Regions from separate parts of the Mus musculus genome. Here region 2 is linked to region 1. Evidence: chromatin loops called from intact Hi-C (ENCODE). Cell type or tissue: heart. All regions are shown on one strand.

Evidence for each region. Hi-C counts contacts between places; a loop is a spot of excess contacts. Peaks named below come from ENCODE experiments on the same cell type or tissue, not always from the same donor. Only the 100,000 strongest peaks of a DNase experiment are listed, where the experiment ranks them.
Region 2: it touches region 1 in a loop (2.8-fold over the local background); 2 of 42 quality-filtered maps call a loop at or near these places.

Annotation. Positions count from the first base shown.
Region 1 is chr16:13,668,173-13,676,172 of GRCm38, forward strand. It overlaps Bfar (bifunctional apoptosis regulator), which reads left to right and starts at 3,686. Exons shown (of 8, transcript NM_025976.5): 1 at 3,686-3,906. It also overlaps a transcript of Parn not described here. In heart, a CTCF peak has its summit at 3,869; DNase peaks (open chromatin) are centred at 3,689 and 4,559; H3K4me3 peaks cover 2,384 bases; H3K27ac peaks cover 2,450 bases.
Region 2 is chr16:13,777,337-13,785,336 of GRCm38, forward strand. It overlaps Rrn3 (RRN3 RNA polymerase I transcription factor homolog (yeast)), which reads left to right and starts at 3,363. Exons shown (of 18, transcript NM_001039521.1): 1 at 3,363-3,503; 2 at 4,657-4,762; 3 at 6,737-6,793. The coding sequence starts at 3,421. It also overlaps the pseudogene Gm6354. In heart, a CTCF peak has its summit at 3,373; a DNase peak (open chromatin) is centred at 3,355; H3K4me3 peaks cover 2,357 bases; H3K27ac peaks cover 1,815 bases.

The sequences.
Region 1 (8,000 bases):
CTGCGTCAGATCTGTGTCACGTTAGGGGCGGAGCCCGGGCCCTCCGGGCTGCCTAGAAAGGAAAAAGGGGCATTGCTATCAAAGTCTCAAGGCCTGGCCCATATGTTGGAGAAGTTTCCTGTCCTGAACCTGGTTGATCAAGAGACATATGGACTGGTTTCCCCTGGGTCTATAATTCCAGTCTGAGAAGGATGAGGCAGGAGAATTTGCAAATTCGAGGCCAGCTTAGGGAACATAATGAGAGTCTGTCTAAAAATTTTTAAATTAATTTTATATATACAAATATATAATTCTTGCTTAATTTGTGGGGTAAAGTGTTGGAGAAGTATACGTGCGCATTTGTGTGGCGGTCGGTGATCACTAGTAGTAAGCAAAGAAGGACCTCCCGTGGCTGTTCTTGTTCTCCACCTTCCTTGAGACAGGGTCTCTCTCACTGACTGAACTTGTTTCAGCCGGAGTGGCGCCTAAAATGCCAGTCTCTGACTCCCAACACTGGGTTTACAAGATTGCAGGGCTGTGCCTAGCTTTTTTTTCATGGGTGCTGGGGATTTGTCCATGAGTCTGGATGACTCCACAGCAAGTGCTCTTACCCACGGAACCATCTCTATGCCCCATATTGACTGAGTTCCGGTTCTATGCCACTCTGGTAGAAGAGAGACACTGTGATGACAAATCATGGTGGTTGTCCCATTGCAGCGTAAAACTTGGATAAGAAGAAAAAAAAAAAAAAGCCAGGCAGACATCAGACTTGCTACTTGGAAACATGATAGTTGCTATGGAGATAAAGAGCAAAATTCTGCAGCAGAGAGTGTTAGGTAATCAGAAAAGGCAGAGCCATTTTTGGGAGCCTACTTTGTGACCTAACACTCTACAAAAGTGGCAAGTACTCTTAACCTCTGAGCCATCTCTCCAGCCCTACATTCAGCTCACCTCAAAGAGTTTCAGGATTTTGTTAGCCAGCCCCTGCTGGCTTATTCCAGAGATAAAGTGTTCACAGGGGCTAGATAGTTGGCTGTTAACAACTGTAATCTTTCCAATATTTATCCTCCAAAGAGTAAATGAGACCCCGTGTGATGGCTATTCTTGGGTGTCAACTTGACAATATCTGTACTAAGCTACAATTCAGAAATGGAAGGCACACCTGTGAGAGATTTCCTGCTTGATTTACAGTGAGTGAATTCACTTCTAGTCCAGACCTCTGAGGTAGGAAGACATACATGCTTAATCCAGATCTTGAGGCAAGAAGACACACACCTTTAATCTAGATCTTGAGGTAGGAAGACACAACTCTAATCTGGGCCAACCTTCTGCTGGCAGCCTATGTAAGGACCTGGAAGAAGGAAGCGCTTACTCTTTGCCTGCTTACCCTGTAGGAAGTCCATTCCTTCACTGGCATTGAGGCCCTCCTTCCAAAAGACCAACTTAGACATCCAGCCTTGTGAGACTGAACAAGTACTAGAACCTTAGACTTGCTGGTCCCAGCTAGTCATTGTTAGATTATTTCCTCTCATATCTAAATATATACAGTTTGCTTCTTTATTTTAACAGAGTGCATTAGTGAGGGTAACCTAGGGTCACAGAACTTTGGAAATTATTCTCTGTCTCTGTGTGTATGTGTCTCTCTCTGCTTTGCACATCGGGAATGATGATACCTTTACCTGCCCTGGAGCTCGAACATCTCCCCCAGGATGCTGACCTTCAGAAACTTCTGTTAGAGACTAGACCTGATCTTCAGCTGAGATACATCACACAGGTGAGCAGCCTTGGGAAGATAGGCTTAGGACCATAGTTAGGAACTTAGTGTGAACCTTGTGTGATAAACCTCAGCGTAATACAACGTAACTTTCATTACACTAAATACTATGCATATCTATCTCCCTTCTTGCTTAAGACAGAGGCAGGTTGATCTACAGATTGAGTTCCAGGACAACCAGGGGTACACAGAGAAACCCTGTCTACAAACAAACAGGGGAAGTATGGTGGGACACACCTGCAATCCAACCATCTGGAGAGTTCATTTGAATTCAGGACTAAACCTGTTCTACAAAGGTTGTGTCTTATTTATTTATTTATTTATTTATTTATTTATAATATATGTGTGCTCTCCTGCATATGTATCTGCTGCCTGAAGATGGCATCAGATCCCATTACAGATGGTTGTGAGCCACCATGTGGTTGCTGGGAATTGAACTCAAGACCTCTGGAAGAGCTCCCAGTGTTCTTAGCCATCTCACCAGCCCAGGGCTGTGTCTTAATAAGGAAAAATAATCTTAAATGGTAAATTCTGTTATGTATCTGTTATCACAATGAAGAAAAAAAGGTTTCTACCTTTACTAGATCACTCTCTAGAAAGTAAATTCTGCTAGCACAAATCAGTTTTACTCTTTACCAACTTGAAAAGAACACTCTCATTTATTCCTTTAGAGGTGGCTGATCTCAAACTCATTCCATAGCTAAGTCTCCATAGTCTTAAACTTTTTTTTCTTTTTCAAGACAGAGCTTCTCTGTACAACAGTGCCCTGGCAGTCTTAAGAGGACTCACTTTGTAGGCCAGGCTGGCTTCGAACTCACAGAGATCCTGCCTCTGCTTCCTGAATTCTGGGGTTAAAGCGCTACCATGCCTGACAGCCTTCAACTTCGAATCCTCTTGCCTACTCCTTGCCTCGTTTGGGGATTACAGGTGTGCCACCGAGCCCAGTTCGTTTATATGCTACTGGGATCGAACTCAGCACAGCTTGGTATGTTAGTCAAGCAGTGTACCAACTGAGCTTCATTCCCAGCCCCATCTCCAACAACGTAGAGATGTTAAAATTTTGAAAGATCAAATCAATGATTGTCCAATTAAAGCAAGCTGTATTTGGGGGGTACACCTAGGCTAACTGACTGTCTCCTCCTAAATCGGGTTTTGAGAGAGCAGCCTCTGCTGGCTTATAGGAGATAAGAGTTTAAAGAGTTGTTTAAAGAGTTGGCTATTGCCGGGTCTGGTGGCGCATGCCTTTAATCCCAGCACTTGGGAGGCAGAGGCAAGTGGATTTCTGAGTTTGAGGCCAGCCTGGTCTACAAAGTGAGTTCCAGGACAGCCAGGGCTATACAGAGAAACCCTGTCTCGAAAACAAACAAACAAACAAACAAACAAACAAAACCCGAGTTGGCTATTAACACGTTTTTATAAAGATACAATGAAAGGGAAGGAACGAGGGCACGTACATGTGAATGGGGTTGCAAACAGTTTATTAAATCAGAACTGAGAAACAGGAACTTTTTCTTTCTTTGGTTAAGTTTCACTATGTAGCTTTGACTGTCTTGGAATTCACTCCGTAGACTAGACTGGCTTCGAACTCACAAAGATCATCCTGCCAAGCATGGTCTCACAACGTCATAGATTGAAAACATAGTACCATTGAGTTCTCAACAGATCTAGATCAAGGTGGGTAGCTGCGGAGTAAATGTGATAACGCCATTTTACCCCAAATTCCGACTCTATAAATAAAACTTTAAGGACTGCTTCTGTGGTTTTCTTCATAAATGTGAAGTTAAGATCTATTACGATGCATTCGGGCACTGTGGGAGACTTTGATGGCTGAATAAAGCTAGCTAAATACGGGAACGCAATCCAGCTGGAACCTCCAGACCTGGGGCGGTGACTTCTGTGCTTGGCTCGGACGAAAAGGAAGGGGCGGGTCGCGTTGGTGCGCATGCGCCCGCATGCCCCTAGAGCAGCCGCTCTAGGCAGCCGGAGGTCGCACGGGGTTGAGAGCATAAAGAGGTCTCTCCTCTATGGTTGCGGGAGCTGATCGTAGTCGGCCCCTAGGCCCAGGTTATTTCCGGAAGCGAAGCCTTGTCCTCTACTTCCGCGGGGTCCTGGCAGGTGGCGGTGACAGAGTGGGTACCAGGACTAGTGGCGAGGTGAGCTTCGGCACGGTGTGGGGTGGTAATGGTCCGGCAGGGCGCTTGGCTTGAGAGTGCGGCGCGGGAGACGGAACTGAACCCGCTCCCGGAGCTGCGCTGGCGGGGACTGAACCCGCTCCCGGAGCTGCGCTGGCGGGGTGGGTCCAGGCTCTGGGGCCTCCTCACCCCGGCCTGGACGCGTCCCAGCAGGGCTGCGGACCGTAGCCCCTTCCCTTACGAGGCGAAGACCCACGCCACTGCAGGTCTCTAGTCCTCCCCCGCGTCGGGGTCTGGGTCAGAGCCACTCGACCCTGGGGTGGTGACAGAGATGGGTCTTGTTTCCACTTACTTGCGGGCTATGGGCGCCCGCCACGTCGGCTAAATCCGAGGCACCTTCCTGTCCCAAGGCAGAGGGTTTCATAATGGGAAGTGAGGATAACGGAACATCAGACTCCAAAGTGACACCGAGGCTGACCTAGAACTTAGCTCTTCTCATTCCCATACACACGACTCAAAAATCGTGTGCTGATGAGAGCGTGTGTGTGTGTGTGTGTTTTAGAAGAGAGACGCTGTGTCTAACTGGGGACCTTTAACTGGGCAAGGGGCAAACCCCTAACTTTGGTTGAGAAGAGAAAGTGGGAGCCATTGGGTCCTCCCCACGGAAGCCCATTGGCCCGCCCTTGGAGTGGCCCCAACGTCACACCAGGAGAGGCCAATGCGAAGGAGTTTTCCTTTCACCTTTAGGTACGGACTGCACGTGCTGATGAAGTTTTATTTACTTTTGTCAGTGCTCTTTTATAAACAGCCTGGATGTGTCCCGACCAAAGTGCACGGTATATGCCAGGGAATATCGTCCATAAACCTGATGGGAAAGCTGTACTCTGTCCAGGCTGTTCACACACACACACACACACACACACCCTTTTCCCCCTTTCTCTCTGGCAGTATAAATGCTAACCACACTGTTAACAGCATTCAGTAAAATGTGACAGTTAGTAATGCTATTATTATCAGTCAGCAAACTTTTTACCTGGTCGAAGTTTGACATCTAATCCCACAATCCTTTAGCGATAATATTAGTATGGCTTGATAAATGGAAAGTAATGAAGCTCGAGGAGAACAAAGGGTGACCAGATTGGGAGCCCAGGTTGGCCTCGCTCTGAAGACTTAACTTTGGTTTTGGTTCTTTGTTTGTTTATTGGGGGGGGTGCATTTTGAGACAGGGTTTCTCTATGGAGTCCTGACTGTCCAATAATTCACACTAGGCTGGCCGAGAATACACAGAAATCCACCTGCCCGTGGGGATTAAATGCCACCATGCCTGGCTTGTTTTATTTGTTGAGAAAGGCTTTATGTAATCCAGGCTGGCCAAGAATAATTCTTGGACTTCTGATTTCTCTGGCTTTCTGAATTGAGTAGCAGGAAATGGAGAAGGGAGAAAATGAAACTCTTGAACTGAGTCTAGAAATCTGGACTTATGCAAAAGAGAGATTTCCCTGAGTGGTGTGTGCCACCATGCCCGGTTTATACACTGCTGATGATAGAACCAGTCAGCAAACACTCTACCAAATAGTCCAGATTAGGTAACACACAGATAAACCTTACACAGTTAACTTGGGTTTGGAGTGGATTAATCATCAAAGACGGTTTGGATCTTGTGAGTGGATACTTTTGACTCAGAAATCTTAACAGATGGGAGTGTAATGATCCATTTAAGATAGTTATTGACAACCATGCTGATTATGCCAGTTAAAAAATTTTAAGTCCTTTTAATTGATGACAAGACCATAAGTGGCCTTATGCCTCTGAAAATATCCCTTGCTGCCTCTGCCCAGGGATAGAGTTTTTAAAGACAAAAACCTCAAAGACCTTAATTTACCTCAAAGTTAGATGAGGATCAGAGTAAACTTTCATTCCTGGCAGGGCATAATTTTAGATGTAACCTCAAATGGGTATCCAAAGCAGACATTGGGTTGCGGAAAAGGGAAAGACAAAATACATTCAAAACAGGATGGCATTACCTTAGTCATTTCAGGAGGAACATTTGAAGAAAAAAAAAAAAAACACTCAAGGAGCAGAAATTTATAGGTGGTCTATGAACAGAGTCTAATCTTAGTAATAGAAGGAACTCCTGTGAGTTGTGATATATGGTTATTATCCCCACTGTTATAGGGATACAAAGAAAGGTAAATGACCTACCCTAGATCAAGCAGCTAATGGTTTGTTGAGCTAAGATTTAACGTGATCATTCTGCCTCAAGTTTGTGCTGTAAGTGAAAATGTTCACTTGACAGCCAGACATGATGGTGTCCCAACATTTAACAAGCCAAAGCCTGGTGGTGCAGACCTTTAGTTACTTGGTAGACCAAGGCAAGAAGATTGCAAGTTCAAAGCCTTAGTTATATGGATTGGGGCTGAAGGTACTACCTCTGTAGTAGAGTGTGTTTAGAGTGAACAAAGTCCTGGCTTCAGTTCCCAGCACTAGAGAAGTTAGTTTACTACTATGTCATTCATATTCTTTACTGAATAAAACCACAGCTGTAGGTTTTATTTAGTCTTATTTTCTTTTTCCATAGCAGGGAGTGTTGTTTTGTTGAGATGGTTTCATGCATCACTCGCTGGCTGGCCAGTGATGACCTTGAACTCTTAGTCCTTCACCACTGAGCGGCTGGGATTACAGGCCTGTGCTGTCGGGTCCAGTTTAGTGGGGAAGGTTTTGGGCAATTTGATGGGAATTTTGCTCTAGGGAGATGATTCAAACATTGAAAAAAAAGAAATTCACAAAAAGAGAATAGGAAATGAGCATTATTTAAGTTTCACTTTAGCCATACCTAGTCTGTCATAATTAGGCATTTACATGCAGATTACATGTAGTTGTAAACTTCCAGGCTCTTGTGAAGAACTTGTTTCAGGTACATAGTCAGGTCCATATCTATAAATTGCATATCTGCAAGTTCAATGGTGAATGAGGGGGAAAATTCAGTTCAATTGTGGGCTAGAGAATGTAGCTCAGTAGTATAGTGTTTATCTGTTGTGTACAGTGGCCCTGAGTTCTACCTCCAGTCCTGCCAGAAAAATCCAAGAAGTTCCAAAAAGCAACATTTGATTTTTGACGTATGCTAAGTACTACACTGAATCAAGAGGAATGAGGCTATGTGTAGGTGTACACACCCTTCGATAGCTTCCCACCATTTCACAGATCCTTAGCCTCTCCAGCTCTCTGGGCATTGTTTGCCTGGTATTCTGATCACTTGTACTTTGTAGTCAGGCTTACTGTGGTTGCTTGTATAACAAGCATGTTAAGAGATGACTAAAAGAGCCTGGTGGTGGTGGCACAAGTCTTTAATCCTCATACTTGGGAGGCAGAGGTGCATGGACCTCTGTGAGTTCCAGAATAGCAAGGCTACACAGAAACCAGAGGGATTGGAGAGAAGACTGGGGGATATAGGAAACAGTGCATAGGCCACTTGCAAACACTGTCCTTGCCCAGAAAGGACTTGCACACCCATGAATCCTGTCACCCTGGAAAGTCCCGGAGGAGACACCAAAGGAGGACTGTGTACTCTTCTGCCTTGTTCTCAGACATTCTAGTTCAAGTTCTTGAAGTTTCCCATGGGATTCTATTGAAGATATTAAGAGTCACATTAATAAAGAGTCAGATATTTGTTTGCTTCAATTTTCAGCTGCAAATATTTAGAGCCCCACTTTGCAGCTATTGTGTGATATAATAGGATTCTGTAACTTGATTCGAATTCATGGAGTCCAGATTTGGAGAGACAAATGTGGCTGGAATAGGATGTGCAAAATAAAGTCAGCAACTGCATTTTGCTTTTCTAAGAGTAGATAGAACTAAGAGGGAAAGAGCCTACAGAACCTGGAATCTCCTGCCACATTTGAATCATGTTAGCAATTCTGCTTTTGGCAGGGTTGAGAGTGAAGGTGAATGGGTTTGCATAAAGGAAAGTCTTGATTCTAAGATAGATTTACTTCCTTCTAGTGCAGTGGTCCTCGGTCTCTGAGTTTCAACAAATTTGGGGGTTGAGTGATGCTTTTTAGGGGTTGCCTAAGACCATCAGAAAACACAGTTATTTATATTAACAATTCATAAACACC
Region 2 (8,000 bases), 110 kb after region 1:
ACAAAGAGCACCTTTGGAAGGAAGAAAGAATAAAGTGGACTCTGGGAGTTAACAGTATAGCTCAGGGGTTTGTTTCTTAAATTAGGTGGCACAATTGTAGGTTGTATAGGTTCAACTTAAAATTAATGGAGTTATGGTTGAATCAACAGTTACTTGACAGTTTATTGATATTCCTCATGCATCATAGCCATGCATCTTGATTGTTTTTCTTTGTGATGGAGGGGAATAGGTTTCTATAAAACCACCTAATGTGCAATTATTTCCCCTGGTCTGGAGACATGAGTAATTTCTGCCTAACATTCTCCACCAGAAACTCTAAGACAACATTAGATAGAAAATCACTTCAAGACAGAAGAGTGGTATTTGGATTTATAATATTGCACACCAAAGTTATGCTTTTTGGTTAACAAGATGCTAAAGATAATTTCATTTCATAATTTTTATACAGCTTCCAAAAGTTTCATTTTTCTTTCTTACTGACAGTGGGGTACAGTCCTTTTTCCCCTGTGATCTCAAAGCTTTAATTTCTGTTGTTTTCCAAAGAAAATTTCCTCTCTTGGGGTTGGAAAGATGGCTTAGCAGTTCCCTTAAGGTGGTTCACAATAGCCTAGTTTCAGGAAATCCCTCCGCAGGCACCAGCATGAGCATGTGCCCACACACAGACACACAAATACATATATCTTTCTAACAAGAAAGAATAGGCAGGAAGGTATGGTGGTGTACACCGTCAGTCCCCTCACTTGGGAAGCAAAAACAGCAGGATCTCTGTAGGGTTACTCAGAGACACTGTCTCAAAACCAAACCAAATACCAGAAAAGAAAAAAAAGGGGTGGGGTGGGGTTCGGAAGGGCCGAAGAGATGGCTCAGTGGGTAAGAGCACCTAACACATTTTATCCTCAGCATCCACACCAGGCAGCTAATTATAGTTCTGAAAAAATAACATAAAAACAAACAAACAAAACGAGGACTTTAGGCCCAGGCTTGAGAATGTGACCTTTGTGACTCAATGCTCCAAGGCATCCTAATCATAAAACAGATAGCGATATTCTTCCACCTACCTGCTTCCTGGGTTCAGGGAGTGTTCGTTCAAAGAAAGTCACCCTGACCATTGCTGGAACCCACTATGCAAAAGTGCTATTGTTAGAGGCTCCTAGAAACTGTCTTGAGAAATAACCACACAACTATCAGGTATTTTTCTTGTGACTTCCCACTTCTTCGTGACTCTTAACTGGTATTTTTGGTATTTTCCAACAACACCCTCCCCAAACCCTTGAGTTGTGGTTTCTTCCTTTACCCTGTTACCTAGCTACTCTGCCCACAAGGTCCTTTACCCCTGTGTGGTGTAAGACTGTGGGCCCCAGAGTGCTCTTGGAATAAAAGTTCTCTTGCGGTTTGCATCAAGACCATTTCTTATGAGTGATTTGGGGTGTTGCCTCTCCTGAGTCAGAACGTGGGGGAGTCCTCACATTGTGGGTCTTTCAGTTCCAGAGGATCTGATGTATTTGTGTGCATGTGGTACACACACATACACAATAAATACAAATAAATAATAAGAACAACAAAAAACAAAGCTCCTTTCCTTGCTTCTTTTTGGCCTGGTTGATTTTTTTTTTTTTTTTTTTTTTTTTGGTTTTTCAAGACAGGGTTTTTCTGTATAGCCTTGGCTGTCCTGGCACTCACTCTGTACACCTGGCTGCCTCGAACTCAGAAATCCGCCTGCCTCTGCCTCCCGAATGCTGGGATTAAAGGCATGCACCACCATGCCCAGTGACACTGGTTTTTCTTTTACAAAGTTATATGTGGAGCTCAATAGCAGAGCATCCATCTAGTGTTCTGGAATCTAGCCTCAACATCCGAAGAAAAAGTATGCTGGATAGCAAATTCTCTAAAACTGTCTTAAGATTTATTTTATGTGTTTGGGTGGGTTTTTTTGTACATCTGTGTGTCCCTGCTGTGCTCACAGAGGTTTAAGAAGCCCTGGGACTGGGGACTGCAGTTAGAAACAGTTGTGAACCTGGATCCTCTTTTGTTGTTTTCAAGACAAGCTCTTTTTGTATTGCCTTGGCTGTTCTGGAACTTACGCGATAGTCTAAATAAACTAGCCTCAGATTCAGAGATCTGCCTGTTTGTGCTGAGATTAAAGGTATGTACCATCATGCCCAGCTCCCCAGCCTGGGTTCTCTTACCCATGGTAACATCGGTCCAACTCTCCCCTCTGGCTTTTTACCAGTCTCCACACTTCTGGCTAGGTCACTGTGTAATATGTGTTTCACACAGAGTAAGGTGTGAAAATGTGTCTAAAATGATATACAGGATCCTTCTATTTCCACCTCTCCAGTGCCTGTATTACTAACATTAAACCGGGCTCTTTACCTGAGTAACCCAGGTCCTAATAGTTACCCATTGGCTTTGAACTCCCTTTTTTTGGTGGTGGTGGTGGTGGGGGAGGAATGGATCTCTAGGAGGTGGGCCTGGGGCCCTCACTGTACAACTTGTTCCTTAGCACTATTTCCAGAATCCTTCATCACACCTGGAAGTTCTGGAGGACAAGAATTGGGGTAGATAGGCAGGCCTTCAAAGGCATCTTCTGCTCTGAAGGCCAGGCCCACTGTGGCTGGGGCCTGTGGCTTTGCTACCTGACTAGTGAAGCCACATTCCCCCAGAGTTTTCTCATCAAGGAGCTGGTTGTCCTTGAACAGCAGCTCTCCTCAGGAGGCCTCTTCATGATGCCCTCAATGATGCGCTTGAGTGCCAACACCAAGCTTGACTCCTTGGCCTCAGTGAAGATGGTGGTCTTCTTGTGTGGGGTCATGAGAAACACAGCCATCCCTGTGGCTGCTTCTGGCTTGATGCACGGGACCAAATCTGATGGCTTCTCAGGTTGTCCTCAGCAGGAGTGATCTCTCAGTGTCCCTCGGAGTCTTGCCAAAAGTTAAGAGAGCCAACATGTTGTTTGAAAACCAAAAAAATCCCAGCCGTTCGATTTTACCAATGAAGACTCAGGGGCCAGATGCTGGGGTGCAAGCCTGCTAGGTCAGAGAGGCAGAGAAAGCACCCAGCTGACCTTCCTCCTCCACTCACTTCCCAGAAGGAAACCCGCTTTGAACTCCTTTTATCCTCCCGCCTCCACCTCCTGAGCGCCAAGGTCACGTGCACACGCCTCTAAGACAAGCTTCTTTTTGAAGGAGTTTCTGAGGAATGCGGCCACCGATTGCCCCGCCAAGCTGTGCCAGCCTATTTCTAGGAAAGCTTCAGGCCGGTTAAGGTCAGACGCAAGCCTACCCGCCTTCTTGCTGCGATCCTTACGCTCTGCTCACGTGGGCCGCGTCCCGCAAGGGGCTGCCTTCTGCAGCGCCACTTCCGGGGCGGGTAGGTCGTGGCTTCCGGCGCAAGGCCGGGCGTTCGCTCAGTTCAGGCCGAATGGCGGCCCCGCTGCTTCACACGCGCTTGTCGGGCGATGTGACGGCAGCGGCCTCTGCCACGCTGAGTGCGTCGCGGACTGGGTAAGATCCGGGCGGCCTCCGCCTGCGGGTGCGGGGCTCGAGCCCGCTGAGAGCTCTCCGCATGTGCCGAGGGGGCCGGGCGTGCGGGCTCGGCTCGGGCACGCAGGAGCCTCTGGTTCCCTCGGGTCCCCTCTGCCCGGGCGAGCCTTGTCTGTTCCATTGTTTCCCACTCACTCTTGGGGCACCCTTGTGGGACTCTAGGCTAATCTTCCGTGCCTTTCCTCTTCCCTCTCTTGGCCAAGACATGGGCGGCATTTCCAGGGTTTTGGATATCTAGGGGAAAGCTGTCACTGGTGACCTATCGAATTCCAAAAATTTTGTTTGAAATTTGTTTCTGTAGAAGCAAGCAGTAGCATAGTGGAACCGTATATTATATAAGCAGTCCTTTTTGCCCAACATTTTAAAATACCTATCCCTATAAAACATTTGGAATCTAACCTTTAGATTTTGTCTGATTCTCTTGTTTAAACGAAGTAAACCTTGTAAAGCACTTAGCATAGTACTGACAATTGTTAATAAAGTGTGTATACTCTGTGTTAAGGCACTGGGGACAGCAGCTTATCCAGACACTAACCCATACCCAGCAGAGCCGGAGGCGGGGCAGTGGGGTGGGGGGGCGGCGGCAATACATGGATAAGATAGTTTCAGGTATCAGTAAATGCTATGAAGAACTACAACGTTCCAGGATAAAGCGTGAGTGTATGAGGTTCTGGTGGAGAGGGCCTCTGACATTTGAACTCCAACCTTGGGAAGAGTGTTTCTAACAGCGAGTAGCAGGTGAAATGGGAATCAGCTTGACAAATTTGAGGAATAGAAAGGACATCACGCTTTTAACAAATGATTGTATCATGAGATCAGGGTTAGGAAAGGTGGCTGGTTAAACAGGATCTTACAGGGTTAATGTGGGAATATGGAGTTTCTTTTCCTTCCCTTACTCTTAATAAGATCTCATTATGTAGCCTAGGTTGGATTCTGCCACAGCTTCTGAGACAGATTTACTGAGGGAAGAGTGGCTTCCTGGGAGAGAAGGTTGGAAGGAGGGATATCATTTGAGAAACTTAAGCCTCATCACACAAAATGATGTTGGCTCAGCCATGCTCCCTGCCGTCATTCTCTGTCATGAATTTGATAACTGGTCTTCCTGGTTCTTCAGGCTTTCCGATATGCTCGCGTTAGAGAGCGATTTCTTCAATTCTCCTCCGAAAAAAACTGTTCGGTTTGGCGGAACTGTGACAGAAGTCTTACTGAAATACAAAAAGGTACGAGGAGGTGGGGTTTGACTTTGCTTAGTCAGAGTTTAAAAGGCATTAAACCGAAGAGCAAATTATCAAGACTTTGGGTTCCTCCTCCTGAGTACAACCCCCCCCCCAAGACAGTAAAGAGAATAAGATGAACTTTAGCATTTGTGTGTACGTTTATTTAGGTTTCTCAGTGGTGGGGATTGGAACTAGGACCTTATCCACACCAGGAAAACAGGTCTAGTTGAGCTCCTACATAGCCTAAAAATAAATTTTACACTGGGCTTGGAGGCTTGTGTCTTTAATCCCGGCATGTGAAGGCAGAATCAGGTGGATCCCTGAATTTGAGACCAGCCAGGGATATATACAGCCTCTGTGTAAAACAGTGGCCCTCAACCTTCCTAAGGCTCTGTGTGACCCTTTTAATGCAGTTTCTCATGCTGTGGCGACCCCCAACCATAAAATTATTTTCTTTGCTACTTCATAAGTGTAATTTTGCTACTGTTATGACTTATAATGCGACTCTCTGTGTTTTCTGGTGGCCTTAGGTGACCCCTGTGAAAGGGGGTCAACAGCCTCAGGTTGAGAACCGCCTGTCTAAAAAGATGGGATTGTGGGAAGTATTTAGATACCATACTGAAATAGAATATATAGTGATATGCCTGATACCGAAGCTTAAAGGTAACCAAAACAAGTGTGCTGAGATTTTAGGACTTAAAATGCTGTATACAACTTGAAAACTAGCAAGTGCTAAAATTAAAATAAAAAAAAAAAATTAGCCAGGCAGTGGTAGCGCATGCCTTTAATCCCAGCACTTGGGAGGCAGAAGCAGGCGGATTTCTGAGTTCAAGGCCAGCCTGGTCTACAGAGTGAGTTCCAGGACAGCCAGAGCTACAGAGAAACCCTGTCTTGAAAAACCAAAACAAACAAAACAAAAACAAAAACAACAAAAAAAAATTAGAGCGATTTTAGTTTGTTTAACTTTTTTTTTTTTTTTTTAAAGACAGGCGTGCTATGTAGCCCTGTCTGATATCTAACTCCAGTCTTCTTGCCTCAAGCCTGGAGTTATACACATAGTCCAATTAAATAGTTTTGTATCCTTTTGAGATGGGGTCTTACTGTATTGCTTACTGGCTGGCCCAGAACTGCTTTGTGGACTTTGCTGGCCTTGAACTTATAAAGATCCAGCTGCTTTTGCCTTCTGACTGTACACCCCCATGCCTGATACCCCCTTTCTTTCTCTTCCTCCAAGGTTTCTCTGTGTAGCCCTGGCTGTCCTGGAATGCACTCTTTAGGCCAGGCTGGCCTCTGGCTCCTGAGCACTGGGATTAAAGGCGTGTGCATCACTGCCCGGCACCATTTTCTCTCTAAGGAGCTACCCAAGCTTTACTGCAGGAGAATACCTTCTCTAATGTATTCTCTGGTTTTGTGTTGCTTAAGTGGTTCTTCTAGATCTCATCACTAAAGATGAAGTATAGATGATTGTCTTATAATTCCCACCTATAGCAGTACATTTAAACAGATGCTATCATTACAGTGCTTTTTATTCATACTTTTAGAATTCTCATTAGTATCTGCTATAGTATTCAAGTGACTATGCCTCCCTTGTCCTAGATCTTTGATTCTACTAATACAAGTTCCTTGTTGCTTTGGTTGTTTTTCTTTGCTAGTAGCATAAGCTCTCCACCACTAAGCTGTAGCTACAGGCCTTGTGGTTTTTACTTTTTATATTTGAGATAGGGTTGTGTAGATGGGTAGCCTTGGATTTGCTTTCTGAATAGCTAGGATTATAGGCAAAAAAGACACCCAGGCCTGCCTTAAATATGAATTTGTAAAAGGTTTATAGTCTGGACTTTATTATAATTGTGAGGGATATGTAGACGTTTCATGGTTCCTTTTGTAGTTCCATGAGATATCAAGGCAGAATAAAAATTCTAAAGATATTTAAAGGAAACCAGAGTGATTGTACTTTAATTTTCTCTTTTCTTTGTTTAGGGTGAAACAAATGACTTAGAGTTGTTGAAGAACCAGCTGTCTGATCCTGATATAAAGGTAATTTTAAAAAAGTATTTTGCCGGGCAGTGGTGGCGCACGCCTTTAACCCCAGCACTTGGGAGGCAGAGGCAGAGGCAGAGGCAGAGGCAGAGGCAGAGGCGCAGAGAGAGGCAGGCAGAGAGAGAGAGGCAGAGAGAGAGAGGGGCAGAGAGAGAGAGGGGCAGAGAGAGAGGCAGAGAGAGAGAGGCAGAGAGAGAGAGAGAGGCAGAGAGAGAGAGGCAGAGAGAGAGGCAGAGAGAGAGAGGCAGAGAGAGAGAGGCAGAGAGAGAGAGGCAGAGAGAGAGAGGCAGAGAGAGAGGCAGAGAGAGAGAGGCAGAGAGAGAGAGGCAGAGAGAGAGAGGCAGAGAGAGAGAGGCAGAGAGAGGCAGGCGGATTTCTGAGTTTGAGGCCAGCCTGGTCTACAAAGTGAGTTCCAGGACAGCCAGGGCTACATATAGAAATCCTATCTTGAAAACCAAAAAAAAAAAAAAAAAGAAATTAAAAAAAAATACAAAAGTATTTTTTACTATGTTTATCACTTTTAATAACTCACTTTTAACACCCATGTGTGCTATAGCAAGGTTGAAGGGCAGGACTCCTTGTGGGAGTTGGCTCTATCCTTCTCCCACATGGGGCTCTAGGGTTGACTGCAGGCTGTCATGTTTGTAACCAGTAGTCTTAGTTCGTCCTCGAGCTGCTTTTTATGATTCTGTCTTATTTAATTAACTCAGTGGCTGTCAACCAAGAGCAATCTTACCATCTGCTGGTCACTTAACAATGGCTGGACCCACCTTTGCTTGTCAGAAGTCGGGAAAAACTGGCATCTAGTGTGCTTCCCCTGCCCCTCCGCCCGCCCACGTGGGCACTTAGAGGGGTGGGCTAGAGCACTTGGTGTTCTTTCAGGAGACCCAGGTTCTGTTCCCAGCACCCACGTGGCAGCTGACAACCTTCTGTCACTTTCTTCAGGGGATATGACACCTTTTTCTGGTCTCCTGCATGTACATGATGCATACATATATGCACATGCTGGCAAACACTTATACCCATAAAAAAAAGAATGAGAAAGAAGTAAGGACTGTGTCATGATTAGCTATGGTGCTGCTCCCATTTGTCTGCACCCCATTCCTCCTGACTTTTTACATTTAAGTCAGTTTATTACTACTCTAGTTACTTGACAAAAGTTACCAGTGATTATATTTTTACCCCTAGTAATTTTTCACTTCCT